Linked DNA regions of Homo sapiens: region 2 is linked to region 1. The links are chromatin loops, found by intact Hi-C in ENCODE. Cell type or tissue: PC-3. All regions are shown on one strand. Links, peaks and the distances in the headings refer to the core of each region. The heading gives the core; the rest is flanking DNA.

Region 1 (2,814 bases), core at 113-2,612:
GGGCTTTGGCGGGGGTTGGCCAGAGACGGACAGACAGATAGAAACAAATTATACCAAGAGTACTCAGATATTAAGAGGAAATTGAGAAGGCTATGAGGAGATACCAAGATGTCAACTTTCTAAAGTGGCAAAATCTTTCCAGAGCATTTTTATGGGCCCCCTCTTCCTATGTTATTCTACAATACAAGGACGAAATGCTTTCTTCTCAGCCCACTCCAATGCCAATCGCAGTCACATATCATCTCCTCACCATCCTGAGCCATTATTTTGCATGTTGACAATAATAGTCCTGAGGTGCAATGGGAGAAAGTTGAGTCCTGAAGTTTTATCAGAAATGAACAAACAAAAACTAAGGGCTATGAATCAAACATCACAGATGAGAGGTTGCCTATTTTTCCACGAAACACTGACAAGCACCTCAGGAGAGGTATAAAATCATTGTGTAAAATCATTTGCACAGTACTGATGTGGCTGAGATTATCTCTGTATCTTCTAATAGTGATCAGCATCACTTAGAAGAAAAAGGAACTGATGAATTAGCAGCACTTTCCTACCCTTATTTGAAATTTGAACCAGGTTCTGTTGAAATTTGGGGTTGAAGAAATCCTTTTCTTTAAAGCTCATTGCCCTTAAGCTGTTTTAGCTTCTTCCACCAGGTCTCACCTTTTTCTTTGTTATTTATGGTTATTTCAGACACCCTAACCCCTGCCACCAACTCATTTGGATTAGGAGCTTACTGGTTTAGTATTTAGTGCTTTGAGGCTAATTGACAACTAAAATCACTGGTCCCAGGAACCCACCAACACTGTAATTGTCACGTTCAAGACCCACATTGCAGGGAATTCATTGCCTTTCTAAATAATTTTTTCCCTGTCTTCAAATGTTCCATAATGCCAACATTTCAAATGTTTTCTTTCAACTGCATTTTATCTATGTATCAGATATCAAACATTGGCTATATTTTAAAGTTCAACTCTAATAGTGAGCATTTTCTCCTCTAAAATGTAGATACAGAATATAACTCAGAAGGCATGGACTCTAGTTACAAAAAAAATCATCCACAACTTATTTAAAATTACACGCTTGTCAAATATGTCAGAACCCAATTCAATTTCTCTTCCATTTAAGCCGTTTGAAAAGGGCAAATATAAAATGTTTAATTCAAGATGAATTCAGGGCACTGCAAACTGTCAGCAGATGGAGCCATTTTGCAACATACTCTCACAATTTTTTCAACGAGGAAAGCAGACTAAGAAATTGTTTAATATTTTAACTACATTCTTGTTTCATAAGAGGATGATTAAAATTCCCCGTAAAAAGTTTGCTTATCTATTATTTAGAATACTGTTTATTACATGTTTCCTCCCAAGTGTTTGCCATAAATATGCTAACATAAAAACTTACTTCTAATCATAATAGTGGTTTGAGACAAATAATTGGGAAATTTAAGTTTGAAAACAAAATGGTGTATAGTATCCATGCAATGAAAAAGCACATATATCTAGTTCTACTCACACACACAATATCACACAAGGAAGAGATTCTCCTTTTACAATAATTCCTACAATAAACTCAAGCATGTTTCTCTTTTGATTTTGGACTATATGAAGTTTCCATTTTGATTTTCAAAAAGTGAAACCTTTTGGGCCGGGCGCGGTGGCTCACCCCTGTAATCCCAGCACTTTGGGAGGCCCAGGCGGGCAGATCACGAGGTCAGGAGATTGAGACCATCCTGGTTAAGACGGTGAAACCCCGTCTCTACTAAAAATACTAAAAAATTAGCCGAGAGTCATGTCGGGAGCCTGTAGTCCCAGCTTCTCGGGAGGCTGAGGCAGGAGAATGGCGTGAACCTGGGAGGCGGAGCTTGCAGTGAGCGGAGATCACGCCACTGCACTCCAGCCTGGGTGACAGAGTGAGACTCCATCTCAAAAAAAAAAAAAAAAAAAAAAAGTAAAACCTTTTGAAAATCAAAGTTGCTGAATTAAAGAACTAGGAAGAGCAGTTAGAAAGTATTCTCAGTGTCTAACATTAGCTTTTCACCTAATAGGCATACTTTTTCATAGGTGGGGAAATAAGAAAGATGCTTGCCTAAAAGGTAACTTTGATTTTAATTTCAAATTTCTTCAACCCTTTAGAAATTTTCAACCTTGACTGTGTTTCAACTTTCAGCTCTGTATCACCAGTCAACTCCACAGTGTAATTGTTTAAACTGGCCAGAGTAATTGTTTCATGCTGATTGATTATATTCTTCATCATTTATTGATTCCTCAGCATACTCTACAGAGCAGTTATTTTGCACTTTCCAGTCTTTTCTTAAATCCTTTATTTTATCTTTAATTGGGGGAGAAATCCCACCATGTATTTTATAGAAAAGTAGAATATTAACATTGATTACTACTGTAAGCATAGCCCTCTGCTTAATACTTGCATCATTCATTCATTTAAATGCCTACTATGTGACAGGCTCTGTGTTTTACATCTGCTTTTTCAATTACATTGCACAAAAAAGTCCACTGAATATATACTTCCATATTCTCCATCTTGCAAATGAGAAAACTAAATCTTAAAGAGGTTATTTGCCCAAAATCAAATGGATTAAGAGTAGAAAGCAAAAGGGATGTGGGAAATAGAGGTAAGCACTCTGCTTCATGCAGACATTCGGAGATCCAGGCCCTGCCAGCTTCAATCCTTAACTCTCAAGATCACCAAAAGCGTCAAAATCCAGCTGTCAGATAAGGGAATGGAGAAATTATAGATTTGTGGACTATGTTTGGAAGTGGCTTATATTACTTCCGTCTGTGTTCTTCAGGCCAG
Region 2 (2,814 bases), core at 191-2,690, 290 kb before region 1:
CACCTGTAATTCCAACACTTTGGGAGGCCGAGGCTGGCGGATCACGAGGTCAAGAGTTCGAGACCAGCCTGACCAACATGGTGAAACTCTGTCTCTACTAAAAATACAAAAATTAGCTGGGCTTGGTGGTGCCTGCCTATAATCCTAGCTACTCAGGATGTTGAGGCAGGAGAATCGCTTGAACCAGGGAGGCAGAAGTTGCAGCGAGCTGAGATCACGCCATTGCACTCCAACCTGGGTAACAGAGCGAGACTCCGTCTCAAAAAAAACTTACTAGCAATGGTTTGCCCGTTGTCAAACTAGTGCCTTTGATACTGTGTGTTCCTTTGTGTCATAGTTTTGATATGTTTTGTTTATTCTGTGATATGAAGATATTGAACACTTAAATATTTCAAGTTTACGTAGAGAAAAGCTATGCAACACATTTCTGATAATTTTAACTAACCACAAATGTTAAATGTTAAAATTGATCTCAGTTTTATATGAATTGATGCACTGAGATTAGTGAAGTAATCCTACTTGTACATTGGCACTTTCCACTCCCTCACATGCACAGTGATATCTGAAGAATTATTGCTTCCTTTCCAATATCATTCCACAAGCATTATTGAGATGATCCTGCATGCATGGCACTATGGATTATATAAAAATTCATAGACTAGAACTTATACTTTCAAAATCTTACTAGGCAATGAGGATTAAACAAATATCCCCAAATTATCATGTAACACGATTCAAGAGTCTTCTTTATAAATATTATGGTTGAAGTCATAGAAATAAATAAGATACCAGAGAAAGAATAAGGAAGGAGAAGAGAAAGGTTTCACAGGCATAATCATGTTTACATTTTGGGTTTATGTTTTGGAGGTTATGATTGGATCCTGGTGTATTTTACATTATGTTCTAGTGTAATTCAACCATTTATTAAAACAAAAATAACAAATTGTGTGATTCGTGCAGTGTTAATACTTACCAGGATAGAAGTACACTGAAGTCCTAAGGGTAACCAAAACGTGAAAATTATAAGAGTGGTGACCTATTCTCATATTATTCCTGCTTTAAGTTTCTTCTCAAGGAAATTAAGAAAGATGGTTTCTGAAGGTCTGTATCTTTGAGTTACATATGGAAACAAAAGGTCCCTGGGAAGCCTTCTCAATGACATCAAACAAGCTTTTCTAGATAGACTCACTGGTTGTTGCTGTAAGTTCTTTTCAACACACTGAGGATGATCCAACTGATATTGACATTTCTCTACAAAGTCATCAAAATCAGTTATCGACTACGGATTACCAGGGTACAAATCGGTTTTCAATATTCTAAAAAGAAAAGGAATTGAAAATATAGCTGATGTTCTTTGATACATAATGACAGTTAAAGGTTTTACAATTTCTCTGACACAAATGCTTTGAAACTTTTATATTGCTTTTGGGAATTTTCTTCAATTTGTTACTGAGTTCCCAGGTTTAAATAACCATCTTATTTCAACGCAAAAAATCATCATCAAGGTTATCACTAGATGGCAGTATGATTCTTCTAATAAAAATGGAGTAGTGCCAACATTTATGGTTAAAAATAATTAAAGATAAAGCATTATTGCAAGAGAAATCACACAACCACACTTTCTCCTGTTAGTCTGAAGCACATTCTTACACGTTTGGACCCATTTAATTAAATTTTCTTACTCTCAGCTAGTCTTAAAGGAGACTTTTGTTTGCGTTCTTACTATTTCAAAAAGAATTGCATATGTTTTCTAGTTTCCTTTTCACTCTTCCTGCTTTACACCCACTCTGACAGACAATAGAAACTTTGATAATTATTTGCTAAATGAAAAATGTTATACTAGTTGAAAAAATATTGCTGTGTTTTCGGGAAAATGTATTGGTAGGAGGAAAAAGAGGTAGGCTAGGTGTTCTCACTTAAACAGATTTTTGTTTTCTGTCAGATTTAAACAGTTTTTATTATAAATCTGATGAAACCACAGATATGATATGAAACTGTAGGAGACTTCAAAAATAATCAATATGTTTCATTTTTATTGTTTTTGGTGGAAATATATTTACATCAAATCAAATATTAACCAGAAATCCTATGTGTACAACCAAAGAAGGTGGAGCTGCTGCAGCTTCAGAGGAGGCGGAGAAACTAGGGCCCAGCCAGTTCTGTGCTCTTTCTCATTTCCTCAGCATTCCTTACGTGGATTTGAGGAAATCCCTGACACAGTCTAACTTCCTCACTTTTAAAATTTTATAATTCAAAGATTCAGAGAAGAATAATGGGAGTAAAACTTTATAGGAGTCCGTACTCAAGGTGATCATTGTGCTAGAAGCACAATTCTTCCTTTCCTTCCTAACCCAAGATTCAATATTATTTCCATTGGATTATTAATTATTAATCTTACACTCAACACCTGTGGAAAGTAAGAATGCCCCAGTGGTTGTGTATATTATTATCATTCTTTTATAAGTTTTTAACGTTTCTCGTCTTCATGTAATTGCTATATATGCCTGAAATTTCATGTGAAGGAGTGTAGGTATCTTATAATAGATATTATAGGAATGCCATAAGGCATGGTTTCCAATATTTTTACACTTTTAGCTGGTCTTGTTTCTCATAAAACAACAACAACATCAGCAAAATAATATAAGAAAGGAACATTAAACAGTAAGTAAGGAAAAAAGTACTAGAGGCAGAATGGCATAGTGGAAAAAGCAAGGGTTTTGGAGTCAGACTGCCTTGGTTCGAGAAAATTTACTGTGTCAACAATGGAAAAGTTACTAACAAAATCTTAGCTACCTCAGTGGTATAATCAAGATA

The links. Peaks named below come from ENCODE experiments on the same cell type or tissue, not always from the same donor. Only the 100,000 strongest peaks of a DNase experiment are listed, where the experiment ranks them.
Region 2: a loop joins it to region 1, with 5 times the contacts of the local background. A loop is called at or near these places in 4 of 110 quality-filtered maps.

The regions. Positions count from the first base shown.
Region 1 is chrX:88,424,750-88,427,563 of GRCh38, forward strand. No RefSeq gene overlaps it. Among named protein-coding and RNA genes, the nearest start is that of CPXCR1, 320 kb to the right of the region's middle. In PC-3, for the core only: a CTCF peak has its summit at 1,200 (motif pointing right); no DNase peak of the experiment used is centred there; H3K4me3 peaks cover 1,149 bases; H3K27ac peaks cover 467 bases.
Region 2 is chrX:88,134,389-88,137,202 of GRCh38, forward strand. No RefSeq gene overlaps it. Among named protein-coding and RNA genes, the nearest start is that of CPXCR1, 610 kb to the right of the region's middle. In PC-3, for the core only: a CTCF peak has its summit at 1,526 (motif pointing right); no DNase peak of the experiment used is centred there.